Linked DNA regions of Homo sapiens: region 1 is linked to region 2. A link is an interaction called in ENCODE POLR2A ChIA-PET data of the cell type or tissue named here. Cell type or tissue: IMR-90. All regions are shown on one strand.

Region 1 (8,000 bases), 140 kb before region 2:
GGCAGGCAGCATAACTTTTTTTGCTACATTGTATTTAGGGCCCAGCATACTGGTAAATTGTCAAAGAAATGCTTCAGTCAATGGATAGAATGAATTTTTGTGCCTGGGGGTGCCAGAGCCAGGGTGGGGAAGTAAAAAAATAAAAACTGTGATGGTAGTCACACAAACCTAAATGTGTTGAATTGAAATTCACAGAACTGCTGGGCTCAGTGGCTCATACCTGTACGATAATCCCAGCTACTCAGGAGGTTGAGGTGGAAGGATCACTTAAGCCTGGGAGGTGAAGGCTGCAGTGAGCTATGACTGTGCCACTGCACTCCAGCCTGGGCAACAGAGCGAGACCTTGACTCTTTAAAAAAAAAAAAAAAAAAAAAAAAAATTGGCCAGGCGCGGTGGCTTATGCCTGTAATCCCAACACTTTGGAAGGCCGAGGCGGGCGGATCACGAGGTCAAGAGATCGAGACCATCCTGGACAATATGGTGAAACCCCGTCTCTACTAAAAATACAAAAATTAGCTGGACGTGATGGTGCATGCTTGTAATCCCAGCTACTCGGGAGGCTGAGGCAGGAGAATCACTTGAACCCAGGAGGTGGAGGCTGCAGTGAGCTGGGATCGTGCCACTGCACCCCAGCCTGGGTGACAGAGGGAGACTCCGTCTCAAAAAAAAAAAAAAAAAAAAAAATCGGAGCTGCCATGGACCACAAACTCTCAGGCAAATAACTGGTCTCTCGGCCTCTGACCCTCTTCTCTGTGACCCACCCCAGCAAGCAAGGTGGGTTGTTTCTCCTTCAGTTTTGCTTCCCAGCAGTGTCCAATTACTGTGCGTTGTGGACCACAGCTCTGCCACATCCGATTTTCCTTTTTCCAACCTGTTTGAAGTTCACCTGTGTCCAGGATGGTACCCCAAGGCCGGCTCCTTCCAGGACAAGGATGAGGAGAGAAAGGGAGAAGCCCATATCTCCCCCGCCTCCCTGCAGAGCCTGTCTCCAGTTCACATGTGCAGATGGCCTCACTAGCTCTGGAGATGAAAGGGGTGTGTCAGAAGCTCGGCTCCTGGGGCTCCTCTGTGTCCTGTGCTATGTCCCCGTCTGTGAATGAATTTCAAATGTGGGAACAGAGGCTGCTGGTCAGAGCTGTTCTGCTAGCTGAGGTCAGAACAGGCCACTTCACACCTGTCTGACTAAACACGTTTAGGTCACTCGTCCCAGTCACCAAGTGATCCCTTCAGCCTTGGACCCTCCCTTACTGCTGTGTTGGTACAGCCCTGGAGCCACCCCTTACTGCTGTGTTGGTACAACCCCGGGTCCCCTCACTTACTGCTGTGTTGGTACAGCCCTGGACCCCCCCCCCCCGCTCCAACTTACTGCTGTGTTGGTACAGCCCCGGACCCTCCCCAACCACTTACTGTTGTGTTGGTACACAACTACCACCCCAACCCAAGTCCTGGAAGCAGAGTCCTCTTCTCCTGGAAGCCATCTGGGAGAACAATGGCTTTATTCAGATGTTGGTGCCTCTGCCCCTCTGGTGCCCCCGATCCCCACAAGGGGCCGCGAGGCGGGCAGGTCACAGCAGGTTGAAGTCCCCTTTGTGCTGTTCCAGCCACTGGTCCAGCGTCAGGGCCTTGGGGTTGAGTCTCAGGGTCAGCTCGATGTCACGGTCGGGTCTCAGGGCATAGAAACGGAACATGTTGGCCAGGTCCCGGGCACCGGGAAAGCCAAGCTTTTCGTAGTCCTCAGGAGTCATCTGGAAGCAGAGGAGCCTGTCGTGGCCGGCGTCCTCCAGTGCCCCGGGAGGTGGCGGGGCAGGGAGGCCGGATGGGCTGGGGTCTCCCGACCTGCTACACCCAGAGCCACTATTGTCTCGGTCCCTGACCCAGGTCCTCCGTACAAGGTCATTTGAAAACTTCTAAGAGCCGAAAGTTCAGAAACTGCTGCTCTCCTGAGCTGCCTGACATTGTAGATCAGTTTAAAGATTGTTCTTGGCCAGATGCTGTGGCTCATGCCCGTAATCCCTGCACTTTGGGAGGCTGAGGCAGGCAAATCTCTTGAGGCCAGGAGTTCGAGACCAGCGTGGCCAACACGATAAAACCCCGTCTCTTTCAAAAATACAAAAATTAGCCAGCCTGGTGGTAGGTGCGTGTAATCCCAGCTACTTAGGAGGCTGAGACAGGAGAATCGCTTGAAACCAGGAGGTGGAGGTTGCAGTGAGCTGAGATCACCCCACTGTACTCCAGCCTGGGCAACAAGAGTGAGACCCTGTCTCAAAAATGAATAAATAAAAAGACTATTATTTTCAGATCATGAGACGAAAATATCTCAGTCCCTTCCAAATCAGAGACCTGCCTGCATCACTTTCTTTCTCAAAAACCAAAGCTTGACCAGACACAGTGGCTCACACCTGTCATCCCAGCACTTTGGGAGGTGGAGGTGGGAGGATCGCTTGAGCCCAGGAGTTAGGCCCACCACGCCGGGCTAATTTTTTGTATTTTTAGTAGAGACGGGGTTTCACCGTGTTAGTCAGGATGGTCTCGATTTCCTGACCTTGTAATTGCCCGCCTCAGCCTCCCAAAGTGCTAGGATTACAGGTGTGAGCTACCGCGCCTGACCCAACTTTCGTCTTTTAAGGACTCCAGTGTTTCCCAGATTCTTTTTTTTTTTTGGAGTTGGAGTCTCGCTCTGTCGCCCAGTCTGGAGTGCAGTGGCATCTCGGCTCGCTGCAAACTCTGCCTCCTGAGTTCAAGCGATTCTCTTGCCTCAGCCTCCCAAGTAGCTGGGATTACAGGCGCCTGCCACCACACCCGGCTAATTTGTTTATTTTTAGTAGAGATGGGGTTTCACCCTGTTGGCCAGGCTGGTCTCAAACTCCTGACCTCAGGTGATCCACCTGCCTCGGCCTCCCAAAGTGCTGGGATTACAGGCGTGAGCTACTGCACCCAGCCTCCCAGATTCTTTAATGAGTATGTCTTACTTTCCTAATGGTAATGACAAACATTAGAAACCAGGTACCCAAGAGTCTGTCCAGTAGGCCTCCTGCCCACCCAGCCAGGCCAATGGGGGCAGGGGTCGGCCCTATCTTTCTAGCCTCTTTCCCTTTAAATCCCCTCCCACAGGGGAGGGGTCGGGTCTATCTTTCCAGACTCTTTTCTCTTCAAATTCCCTCCCACAGAGGAGCCCGGCAGGGCCTGCATTTTCACCCCTCCTTGCCTTGGCTCCTATGGCCCTCTCCTCCTGGAAGCTTTTCTCTCTATTTGGTCAAAACATCTAAGCCAGAAATTTCACTCTGTGGCCAGTTAGCTCCTGGAACAGCAGAAAATAAACGTTGACGATGAACGAATGAATTTAGATGTACTGCCCAGAGGTGTGGGCAGCCCTGGACACACCCTCCCTACGGGAGCTAGAAAGCCCTGACAAGGATGCCTGAGTCACCTGGGGCGGGAGGCCCACCTTGGCATCGTGCACGACCTTGCGGGTGTGCTTGGTGAGCAGGGCAGCGTACTCCTCGGCCGTGTGCCTGCAAGTGCTCAGCCCGATGTTCTGGCCGACGTATTTTTCTGGCATCTTCAAAAGGCTGAGCACCACAGGACCCAGGTCAGACACGGACATGCCATCCATGGGAACGTCACCTGTGGGCAAGCCTGTGGGGCAGAGACGTGAGCTGGTATATGTCCCGAGGGCAGACAGGGGCAGGGACAGAGCCCCTCTCCAAAGGGTCCAAGCTGGTTCTTCCCAGCAGTCAGCTGCACACTCCAGCACTCGGGCATAGCTAAGACAAGTCTTGCTATTTGTGGTAGCACAGAGGCAGCAGTGGAATTGAGTCAGGAAACGGGATGGAATCCGGGTACTGCCACCTAGGGCAGGCTGTTGAGGCTCTCTGAGCCTGGGTTGCTGCATTCCTAGAATGGGGCTAAGAACCTGGGCCTGCCCAGCTCTCTCAGCGCTAGGATGACAGAGAAGGGACAAAGGAAAAGGACTCTGAAAGCTGCTACAGAGAGTGTGGCTGGAGCCCAGGGTCTCCGCTAATCTGGAGGCACCAGCCTGAAGTACTCTGTCATATCCTAGATTCCTGGAAGCTGGAACGTCCACCTCTGAGTAGATACTCCAAATACCAACTCACTTACCAGGAATCCTGATTAACCAGACACCAACGGCTGGCCTAGAGCAGCACGTCCATGATAAATGCTTCATAAATCCTGAATGAATGAATGACTCGCAAACTTCCAGGCTGAGGTTTTGTAGATGGGGAGGCTGGCAACTGTCTGGGTGTGGCCTGTGGAATGCTTGGGTCCTATCCTCCTTACCTAGAGACAGGGGCCAGTGCAGCTTCCTGTTCAGATCACCTGGGAGCTCGAGGGCACAGAGCGCACAGACCGGAGCAGGAGATATCCCTGACTGCAGGTTTTTTTTTTTTTTTTTTTTTGAGATGGAGTCTCGCTCTGTCGCCCAGGCTGGAGTGCAGTGGCGCAATCTTGGCTCACCACAAGCTCCACCTCCCGGGTTCACACCATTCTCCTGCCTCAGCCTCCCGAGTAGCTGGGACTACAGGCGCCTGCCGCCACACCCGGCTAAGTTTTTGTATTTTTAGTAGAGACAGGGGTTTCACCAAGTTAGCCATGATGGTCTCGATCTCCTGAACCTCGTGATCCGCCCTCCTCGGCCTCCCAAAGTGCTGGGATTACAGGCGTAAGCCACCGTGCCCGGCCTTTTTTTTTTGAGACGGGGTCTTGCTCTGTCACCCAGGCTGGAGTGCAGTGCCACGATCTCGGCTCACTGCAACCTCTGCCTCCTGGGTTCAAGCGATTCTTCTGCCTCAGCCTCCCGAGTAGCTGGGATTACAGGCGTGCACCACCACGCCAGGCTGGCTAATTTTTGTATTTTTAGTAGAGATGGGGTTTCACACCATGCTGGCCAGGCTGGTCTCAAACTCCTGAACTGGTGGTCTGCCCACCTCGGCTTCCCAAAGTGCTGGGATTACAGGCGTAAGCCACTGCGCCTGGCCAGCTTTGCAAACTATAATAAATGGTGGTACCAAAGGGCTACTGTTACCACCAGACTTGGCCCGCCAGGTGAGCAGGACTCCCATGGGCTGGGCCCTTATGCGAGGGTGACCTGGCATTCAACCAGAGGGTAAGGAGTGGCCAGCCAGAGGCACCAACCCCTCCTGCCCTGATCACTGAGTGACCAGCAGGACACAGGTTGGGTGAGCCTTGTTCCCAGCCAGGGCCAGTGCACCTAACCTGTTTATAGCCCCAATGGGCACTGAGAAGAAAGAGCTTTCCTAGTTTGTGAAATCTGCAACTGAACTTCATTTTCCAAATCCTCTCCTCGTCTTTGGTTTTTTTGTTTTGTTTTGTTTTGTTTTGTTTGTTTTGAGACGGAGTGTTGCTCTTGTCGCCTAGGCTAGAGTGCAGTGGCACAATCTCAGCTCACTGCAACCTCCACCTCCTGGGTTCAAGCGATTCCCCTGCCTCAGCCTCCCTAGTAGCTGCCAGTACAGGTGGGTGGCACCACGCCCAGCTAATTTTTGTATTTTTAGTAGAGATGGGGTTTCACCATGTTGGCCAGGCTGGTCTCCCCGCCTCAGCCTCCCAAAGTGCTGGGACTACAGGCATAAGCCACAGCGCCCGGCCCTCCTCATCTTTGAAGGAGAACTGACAATCACTAGGTCCTCTCTGTAAAGCCTTCCAATGGACCAAGCGAATATCGTGTCACCACCATCTCAGCAGATCTTGCCACCCCTGCAAACATTGGTATAGAGCCCATCTCACAGAACAGGAAGCTGAGGCCCCGCAAGCTGACAGGATGTGCTCAGTCCTGGGCCTAACGTGAGGGAGCCACGGCTTGAACCTGGCACCACGTGACAGCGGCCCGCGGTCTGTTACACCAACGGCTTTACAGGGTGAGAGCTCTGCCTCACCGTGTGCGAGAAAGGGCACTTACTCAGCAAGTAGCTCTTTCCGTCTGGGGCTTTCTGGGGCAAGAAGTGGGAGAGGAGGTTCTCAAAATAGCAGGGCAGCCGCACACTGGTCATGGGAACGCCAATGTCCCGGAAATATTCCTCCACCTCCCCTTTGCCGTCAAAGTGCGCGGCGGCCAATCTCCCTGCCGTCAGCTTCTTGATGTTCTCCAGGCCGCTGTAGACCACATAGTGGAGGCCCAGGCGCCTGGCCAGATCAGCGAGCAGCTTCCCCTGGAGGGCAGGGAAGGAGAGATCACAAGGCTCAGAAGAAGGATGTCTGTCCCTGGTCACAGCCCCAGCATTCTAATCCCGGAGCGGCCACCATCTGCGAGGTTAACATCTAGACCCCACTTACCCTTGAGGAGGCCCCCTCTCCTGGAATGATGTTCACACATGACACCACGCCCGTAAACACAGCCCCGGAAGCCTTCTACCAGCCACTGACTCTGGCCCACCATGTGCAACATAGGACGGGGGGGCAGGTCGGCTGCAGGGGGACGGCCTGCATGGAGGTCTAAAGGAGAATGCACACGTCCCATCTCTGCTGGTGTGAGAACACCCTGCCCATGGAGCTCAGCCATCTTCCTTGGAGAGCCCTGGGAGGCTATACAGAGGCACCACAGCTGCCTAGGTTCAAATCAGGCTCTGCCATGTACGAGCAGTGTGACCCCAGAGAAGTGATGGCACCATCCTGACCTCGCTGGTAAAATGCAGATGACAACACTACCTACTGCATGAGGTGACGCAGAGATTCGGACGGTGGCCTCCAAAAAGATATGCCGCATCCTCATTCCTGAAAACTGTGAATGTGACCTTATTCGGAAAAAGGGTCTTGGCAGATGTAATTACGTGAAGGATCTTGAGATGGGAACATCCTGCACTAACTAGATAGGCGCTAAATCCAGTAACCAGGGTACTTATAAGAGACGGGAGAAGAGACAACACCTGGAGAAGGCCATGCGAAGAGGGAAGCGGAGATTGGAGCTTTGTGGCCACAAGCCCAGGAACACCTGGAGCCATGAGAAGCCAGAAACAGTGAAGAAGGATTTCCCTCAAACCCCTTGTTTTGTTTTGTTTTTTAAGATGGACTCTCACTCTGTCACCCAGGCAGGAGTGCAGTGGCGTGATCTCTGCTCACTGCAGCCTCCGCTTCCTGGATTCAAGCAATTCTCCTGCCTCACCCTCCTGAGTCGCTGGGACTACAGGTGCCCGCCACCATGCCTGGCTAATTTTTGTATTTTTTGTAGAGACAGGGTTTTGCTGTGTTGGCCAGGCTGGTCTTGAACTCCTGACCTTAAGTGATCTGCCCACCTCAGCCTCCCAAAGTGCTGGGATTACAAGCATAAACTACCACGCCTGGCCTCCAAGACTCTGGAGAGAGGGTGACATTGCTGACACCTTGATTTTGAACTTCTAGCTTCTAGAATATCAGAGAATCGATTTCTGTGGTTTTTGTTTTTGTTTTTGAGACAGAGTCTAGCTCTGTCGCTCAGGCCGGAGTGCAGTGGCACAATCTTGGCTCACTGCAACCTCCGCCTCTTGGGTTCAAGCAATTCTCCTGCCTCAGCCTCCTGAGTAGCTGGGATTACAGGCGCCCACCACCATGCCCAGCTAATTTTTGTATTTTTAGTAGAGACAGGGTTTCACTGTGTTGGCCAGGATGGTCTCAAACTCCTGACTTCAAGTGATCTGCCCGCCTCGGCCTCCCAAAGTGTGGGGATTACAAGCATGAGCCACTGTGCCCAGCTGATTTCTATGGTTTTAAGCCACGTGGATTGTGGTCCTTTTTCGTGACAGTACCAGGAAGCCCACAGGGAATCATCAGGATTAGAAATAAGATCTGCTGGGCTGGGCGCAGTGGCTCATGCCCGCAGTCCCAGCACTTTGGGAGGCCGAGGCAGGCGGATCGCCTGAGGCCGGGAGTTAGAGACCAGCTTGACCAACATGGAGAAACCCCGTCTGTACTAAAAATACAAAAAAATTACCAGGGCATGGTGACGCATGCATGTAATCTCAGCTATTCGGGAGGCTGGGGCAGGAGAA
Region 2 (8,000 bases):
TGTCCCTGTGCAGGGGTGAAGCCTGACCCGCCGCCATAGTCCCCAGTGTCCACTGGATCCCTGGGGTGGTGCTGGGGAGTTGAGGGGCTGGTGGGGAGCTGCCAGGAGGGAGCTGGAGGGGGGCTCCCCTTTCACTTCCCTTTGGCTGCCTAGGGGGGGACTTTGGGCTCCAGTCTCTCCCCCGGCCCCGGTGGCCATCGGAGTCTGGGGACACTGCATGCCTACTCTGTTCCTATTGTCCTCAAGGTCCCTGGCCCAGCTCACTGCGACCCACGCCCCCCACCCTGGCTGCTCTTTTCTTTCTCCAAAGACTGTGTCCAAATGAGGCCAAGCCCCTCTTGACCTGGGTGACACCTATCCAAGCTGCCTTGGGGGTGCTGTCTGGTGTAGCCCTGGCCCCCACCCCGACCCCTATACCACAGATGAGTATTTTGGGCAATTTCTGCCCAGAACAAAATCTTCCACATTTCTGACCGTGGATGAGGGGACTGGCGGAGTGCCTTCTGTGTGGGGAGGTGGGACTTGCTGGTCCCTCCTCCAGCCACCACCCGAGGCTCAGCCCGTGGGCAGGAGAGAAGGCACCCAGGGTCACAGAGAGAGAGGCCCCAACTTGCCGGCCCCCACCAGGAGGCTGAACCTGCTGGGTCCTGTGACTTCCACCCCCTCCCACTGCAGTGAGGCGTGGCCCCCGCTCTGCTGAGCTGGGAGGGGAGGGCTCCTGGGGGACACCAGGCCAGGCCATCTTGACACGTGACACCCAGGGCATCCCCCGGTCCCGCACAGCTGGGCCCCCCTCTCCCTAGTGCCCCTCACTGCCTGTCCCCACTGGGCCCCTCCAGAGCACCATCCCAGCCCCTTTCTTGGGTGTACAAGCCAGGGCTGGAGTGAGTTTCTGCAGCCCAGCAGGTGAGGAGCGAGGCCTGGGGGCATCTCCTCTGCATCCTCACGGGCCACCTGGGGGCTTGGGAAGGTGGGGACTCCGGCCCCACAGCAGGCCCGTGAGGAGCAGTCCCGGAAGAAGGCAGTGCCCAAGGGAGGGTGTGGGGAGGCTGGCCTTGGCCTGGGTCCCAGGTGGGAGCTGCAGGCAGAATCTCCCCTAACCCACACTAGTGCAGAGGGGTGGCGCCTGCAGGCCTTGGAAGCTGGGAGGGGGAGCTGCGCTACTCCCTAGGCAGCAGCTGTGGCTTGGTTGGGCATAGCGGCTCATACCTGTAAGCCCAGCACTTTTGGAGGGAGAGGCTAGAGGACTGCTTGAATCCAGGATTTCCAGACCAGCCAGGGCAACAGTGAGACCCGTCTCTACAAAAAAATAAATAGCTATGCGTGGTAGTGCATGTGTGTGGTCCCAGCTAGTTGGGAGGCTGAGGCGGGAGGATCAATTTAGCCCAGGACATCAAGGCTGCAGTGAGCTATGATTGCACCACTGCACTCCAGCCTGGGTGACAGAAAACAACAACATGGCCGGGCGTGGTGGCTCACGCCTGTAATCCCAGCACTTTGGGAGGCCGAGGTGGGCAAATCACCTGAGGTCAGGAGTTCGAGACCAGCCTGGCCAGTATGATGAAACCCCGTCTCTATTAAAAATACAAAACATTAGCTGGGCATGGTGGCACGCGCCTGTAATCCCAGCTACTCAGGAGGCTGAGGCAGGAGAATCGCCTGAACCCAGAAAGCAGAGGTTGCAGTGAGCCAAGATCGCGCCATTGCACTCCAGCCCCGGGGACAAGAGTGAAACTCCGTCTCAAACAAAAAAAAAGAAGACAGATGAATTGGTCATGTGGGGAGAGGAGGGAGGGGCGCGGGGCTCTGTGAATGGGGTGGGCAGGAAGGGAAAGGAAGGTCCCACCTTGAGGTGCTGCTGGAATAGAGGAGATGCTGTGTGGTGACCACCTCACACTGCCAGGCCCATCCCAGCCCACCCCTGCAAGTGAAAGGTCATTCAACGTGTTCTCCCTTTCAAGGACCATGAACTCATTAACACTAAGGGATAAACAACAGACGCCAGCACGTGTGTTGGAAAAGGGCACTGTGAGTACCCGAAAGTGGACTGCCCAGGGTGGAAGTTCAGGCACCAGACAGAAGGGCGTGGCATGCAGCGACTTCTTAGGGACGCAGGAACCAACACATGCTCCCTCCAACCCCCCACACCCACTGTCCTGGCTGGCTTGACTTCTGACTCTCCATGGATGTGCGAGCTCTAAGCAGAGACCTTCCACACACACAACCGGCAGACAAGGGTTTCTCTCCTCTGCCTCCCTCACCTTGCTCGTGGCTCCACTGGGATGAGGACAAAATGACTCCATCAAGATCGTGGCTTTGCAATTCCCCAGGAGATGAGAGATGACCCCGGGAAGCAGAGCAGAATTTCACCAGCAGGCTCCTCGGTGCCTAGTGCTGTGCCACTGACAAGTCCTTGGTCATCCTGGAAGGGGCCCCCAATTTCTGCCCTCCCTAAAAGGACTCGGTAGCCCCTCACCTCCAAAACAGCCGTGTTCTTTTAAGGCTCTGTTGAAATACATCCGTTGTCCAAATATGAGCAGTGCTCAAAAACCCAGAGAACTTTCCAAACGCAGGAATTAGAAGTAGCCTTGTGTCAAAAGAACTCCATTCCGGCCAACCTAGGAGGTCTCCCGTATTCGGGGAAGAAGACCGGAGTCAAAGGACTCATCTGTCCTGTGCCAGGGACTGCTGTGAAAGCCCCTCAGAGACCTCCAGGGCCACAGCAGCCCCACCCAGCCCCGCAGTCAGCCTCGGAGACAGCCTGGTTCCCTGTGGCTGACCGCAGGGTGTTCTCAGAGAACCCTGGCTGGACCGCTGCAAAGACCCTGGGGACACTCAGCAGCCCCTGGTGAGTCCCTCTCGACCGAGAGCATCTTGCAGAACAAGCCGTCTGTTTTCACGGCCGTTTCCAGGGGGAGCCCTGCCCACCGCCGTTCATCCTACCCCACTGGACAGGGCATTTACTTCTGAAGCTCCCCGTGGTGAAAAGACAGACCCCCTCCAGGGATTCCAGCCGATTCCCACGCAGGAGTTGGACTCGTGCATGGCTGTGGTGGCGTAGAGCAGGCTGGCAGGGGCAGGCCACGCCGTGTCCCCAGTGCCATGGTCAGTTTCAGCCAGTTATGGCCTTAAGGGAATTTGCACCAAATCTTCCAGTTTCCAAGATAAGTCGGAAGTGAGGCTTTTCCCATAAACTCTCCTGATTTTTTTTCTTGAGACGGAGTTTCGCTCGTTGCCCAGGCTGGAGTGTAGTGGTGCCATCTCGGTTCACCGCAACCTCTGCCTCCTGGGTTCAAGCGATTCTCCTGCCTCAGCCTCCTGAGTAGCTGGGATTACAGGCATGCACCACCACACCCAGCTAAGTTTTTGTATTTAGCAGAGATGGAGTTTCACCATGTTGGTAGGGCTGCTCTTGATCCCCTGACCTCAGGTGATCCACCCACCTCGGCCTCCCAAAGGGCTGGGATTACAGGTGTGAGCCACCGTGTCTGGCCTCCGGTTGGTTTTGCTTTCGATTTTCCAGGCTTAGAGAAGTCATGGGAGGCTCCAGGTTCTTTGTGTCACATTCAAGGTCTGGGGCATGTGGTGATTTCGTAGGCCCACCTCTGGCTCCCCTAGAGTTAGTCCTAGCCCACGTGCACAGCCCCCTTCTTTTTGTAAGATGCCCCTGCGACCAAGGGCTCCAAGCACACCTGGTAGGGCCTCTGCATCTGCCGGAAAACACCTGCACTGCCAGCCCCAGCCCCAGCCCTGCCCTCCCCAAGGCTCCCAGACTGCTCCCACTGGGAGTGGTTCCCACCTGGCCTGGGGCACTTATTAAAAATCAGATCTGGGGCTGGGTGAGGTGGTTCACGCCTGTAATCCCAGCACTTTTGGAGGCCAAGCCAAGAGGATCACTTGAGGCCAGGAGTTCAAGGGCAGCCTGGGCAACATAGCAAGACCTCATCTCTACAAGAAAATTTAAAAAAAATTAGCCAGGTGTGGTGGCGTGCACCTGTAGTCCCAGCTACTTGGGAGCCTGAGGTGGGAGGATCACCTGAGCCCAGGATTTCAAGGCTGTAGTGAGCTATGATTGCATCACTGCACTCTAGTCTGGGGAACAGAGCAAGACCCTATCTCTAAAACACAAATCAGATTCTTTGACCCTCCTCCAGAACAACTGCCTCAAGGGAGAGGCCGGGAACGTGGGTGTTCAGCAAGCACCCAGGGGACGCTTGTGCTCTGGAAGTCCGGGGATCGAGTCTGCAGGCTCCCACTCACGATGTGGGGGGCATGACTAGATGGCACGTAAAAATATATGTGAAAGGAGCTATTTTCATTTTTTTCTGTTTTTTTTTTTTTTTCTTTTGAGGTGGAGTCTTGCTTTGTCTCCAGGCTGGAGTGCAGTGGAGCGATCTCTGCTCACTGCAACGTCCACCTCCTGGGTTCAAGCGATTCTCCTGCCTCAGCCTCCCGAGTAGCTGGGACTACAGGCGCCCGCCACCACGCCTAGCTAATTTTTTGTATTTTAGTAGAGACGGCTGTTTCACCATGTTGGCCAGGATGGTCTCGATCTCTTGACCTCATGATCCCCCCGCTGCACCCTCCCAAAGTGCTAGGATTACAGGCGTGAGCCACCTGCCCAGCCTGTTTTATTTTCAATAACAGCCTTGAGGTATAATTGACACACCAGAACGTCCACATTTCTAAAGCATGCCATTGAGTGGCTTTTGGTACAGTCACAGATCAATCACCATCATCTACCCAGGGAGCTTCCACGATTGTACGTCAGGGCCTCGGCCTCGGCCTCGGCCCAGAGAGTCTGATGGCATGAGGCCAACGAACCTGTGGTTTGCCAGTTTTATTTTACCTGCTGTGCAGCCAGGTATGAGAGCCACAGAACTAGCACAGAGGCACTCCACTGGGACCATGGTGGCCTGTAGGAGACATGAGCACTGGCTGCAAACACTTCCGATTGTCCTAATAAGGGGGCTGCCCTTGGATTCAGTGGGGAGGGCTCAGGGATACTGCTCAGCACCACTGCAGGACAATAACACAGCCCTCAATGTCAACAGTGACCACGCTGAAAAAGCCAGCCCTGCAGGAACCTCAAGTCTCTCCCGTCCTTAATGTGACCACTTGAGACCCCCAGGCCCAGCCCACAGTGGCCCCCAGAAACAGAAATGAGGGTGGTGGGACAGTTTCCCCGGTATTAGTGACGATGTAGGGATGAAGTGTAGGGACAATTCCTAAACTTTGATGTCTATCTGGAACCAGGGGCTCCTGTTCAATCAGTTTCTGATTCGGGGAGTCTGGGCTGCAGCCTCACTCTAACAAGCTCCTGGCTGATGCTGGGGTCCGAACCATGCCTTGAATAGTGAGGGTGTGGTTCACTACAGGCCACCCCAGGGCTCATGGTGTTTAATAAATGGAACTCCCCGCGGGGCGCGGTGGCTCACTCCTGTAATCTCAGCACTTTGGGAGGCCAAGGCAGGTGGATCACTTGAGGTCAGCAGTTCAAGACCAGCCTGGCCAACATGGTGAAACCCCGTGTCTACTAAAAATACAAAAACTAGCCAGGCGTGGTGGAGGGTGCCTGCAGTCCCACCTACCAGGGAGGCTGAGCCAAGAGAATCACTTGAACCTGGGGGGCAGAGGTTGCAGTGAGCTGAGATGGCACCACTTCACTCCAGCCTGGGTGACTGAGTAAGACTCCGTCTCAAAAAACAAAAACAAAAACACAGCACTCACGAGCCTCACACTGTGCAGAGTCCTGGACAGCGCTGCCTCATGCATGGCGGGCACGTGCAGCTACCTCAGCATGTGAGGTGGGAGAGTCCAGGGGCACTCACCCCACTTTGCAGATTACCCCAAAACACTTCTCTCTGCAAAGCATTTTTCCCACCACTGGAAGGCGGCTATGGCAGTTTCCTGAGAATTTTTTTTCCATATCAAAGAATCGAGGAGCTGCAAAGTAAAGACTCAGGAGGCCAGATATGTCCCCCCGTCTCCTCCTGCCACGTTCTCTCCCTCCCCTGCTACCCAGGCACCCCAGGCGGATGCAGGGGGCTAGCTGGCTGGCCAGGATCACCCGTCCTGTGGGCTCCGAAAGGCTATTACAAAGGCAGATTCCTGGGAGGGCCCATTCCTGGGAAGCAAGTGCGGCTTGAGCGGAGGTCACAGCAGCCAGTCGCCAGTGCCAAGCAGCCAGTGAGCAGCTGTCCCAGGTGGGCTCTGTCAACACAGCCTCTGCAGGTTCCAACCAGGAGATGAAGCCAGGCACTGGTGTGGCAAGAGCACCGAGGCACGCTTCCTGAGAGGCACAGTCACATCCCTGGGAGCCAGGAAGGGTCAGTGGGGAGTGTCGGACGCCAGGGGAGCACGGGACTTTCAGAAAGAGAAGATGCTCTTCCACCCAGCCGGCAGGGCCTCCGCCAGGGGCTGGTGCTATCTTAGACAGAGTGGGTGTTGCCCTTGAGGAGCTGTGAGCTGAGTCCCGTGGGGGTGTTGCAGAGGCCCCAGTCTCCCTTCTGCCCCAAGTCCAAGCCCACTCTTGGGGAGCTGTGAGGCTGAGGGTGCATTCTCCCAAAGCTGCTCCAGCTCATCCCAGGCAGCCTCGGGTTGCCAGTCTCCTAAGTGACCCAACATCTGTGCCCCCTTTGCTGGCAGCACTCCGCCCCATCCTTGTCCCCTGCCTCGTCCTCTGCCCCTTGCAAGCTTCCCTGGCTCTGTCTGCCCTCTGCCCAGAGGCCCTGCCCTACCCAGTGTGTGCTGGAGGCCGGGCTCAGAGGGTCCAGCCTGTGCCCAGCCACTGGAGCCGAGACCGAGAAAAGTCCTGAGATGAAACCCAGGACAACAGAAGGCAGGTGTGAGCCCTGCGAACTCCTAACTGGGCGCCGGGATCTGTCCAGCCAAGCAGGGGCAGGGGTGGGCCGACAGGATGGGGACCCAGGCCAGGAACTAACTTCACAGGAAAAGCCCTGGGTGGGCAGGAAGATTCCAGAGCACGCTGTGGCTGACAAGGGCTACAGGCAGCAGTGTGGAGCCGGGGAGGCTCGGGGTGGCCCTGTCTTCTGGGCGGCGGCCCCCAGAACCAGCTGGCAGCAAGCCTCGTATACAAGGTAAGACCACAGAGCCTGGCAGTGGTTTGGAATTCGTTCTTCTCTTTTGTTAAAAGGGGGAAAGGAAGTGGATGCGGGTACCCCCAGGTGCAGGGGAGGCATGCAGGCAGCCCCAGCAGGCAGGCGCTGGGAGGCGGTGGGAAGAGTCCTGGAGTTTCCCACAATCCTTTTCTCTGCAAGGAACAGCAACGCTGGCTGACGAGGGGGTGGGGAGGAGGCAGGGCCCTGGGGAGGGGGCGGCGGGCAGGGGGCTGGGGGCTCACACTAACATGCAAAGTCCAGCTGCCCCAGGAACTAGGTTGCTTCTGAAGAGCGACACACGTAGAAATACACAGACACGGCCACGCGCACACATGCGGAGAGGCTCTGCATTCCCTAGGGTGGGGGTCGAGGCCTGCCGGCCCCCAAGGAGCTCCAAGCCAGGGATCAGCAATGTCTCTGCCAGGGTGGTCCTCCACGGCACCCCTGGGCTGGGCTGGGCAGGTGCGTCTTCGAAGGAAGGCTGCGTGGTCTCTGAAGTTCTGTCCGCCAGGCACCCAGGCCGCGCTGAACCACTCCATGTGCCGGGGCCGCTGGGGCCATGACCTTGCGTGTGGGCAGCTGCGTGTTCTGGCACCAGACGTGTCCCTGCCTGGCTAGAGTCCGCGCTCTCCCCTCCAGGGCTCCGGGGAACAAGGGGTGCAGACAGAAAAGGGGTGAAGGGGGCCCGCAGAGACGTCCTCTCCCCCGCCCCACGGGGTCCTGGCCTCCGGGAGGGGGGAGGGGCCTCCCTTATCTCTCTGCCTCCATGGCAGGGTGGGCCCTGGGTTCTGAGGTGGCCTGTTGGGGGGCCAGGGGTGGCCAGTCTGAAGCCGGAGAAGGGGGTGTTGGAGTCCACAGGGGCGGCTGTGGCTGGTGGTG

Evidence for each region. ChIA-PET counts read pairs that join two places held together with the same protein. Peaks named below come from ENCODE experiments on the same cell type or tissue, not always from the same donor. Only the 100,000 strongest peaks of a DNase experiment are listed, where the experiment ranks them.
Region 1: POLR2A ChIA-PET joins it to region 2 with 6 read pairs; 17 of 35 experiments call an interaction of 5 or more read pairs at or near these places.

The regions. Positions count from the first base shown.
Region 1 is chr16:4,460,215-4,468,214 of GRCh38, forward strand. It overlaps NMRAL1 (NmrA like redox sensor 1), which reads right to left. Exons shown (of 6, transcript NM_020677.6): 4 at 5,939-6,188; 5 at 3,446-3,636; 6 at 1,480-1,745. The coding sequence ends at 1,566. Among named protein-coding and RNA genes, the nearest start is that of NMRAL1, 10 kb to the right of the region's middle. RefSeq lists an enhancer at 5,816-6,317. In IMR-90, no CTCF peak of the experiment used is centred here; a DNase peak (open chromatin) is centred at 4,127; H3K27ac peaks cover 808 bases.
Region 2 is chr16:4,601,762-4,609,761 of GRCh38, forward strand. It overlaps UBALD1 (UBA like domain containing 1), which reads right to left. Exons shown (of 3, transcript NM_145253.3): 3 at 7,123-8,000. The coding sequence ends at 7,872. Among named protein-coding and RNA genes, the nearest start is that of UBALD1, 9.1 kb to the right of the region's middle. In IMR-90, no CTCF peak of the experiment used is centred here; no DNase peak of the experiment used is centred here.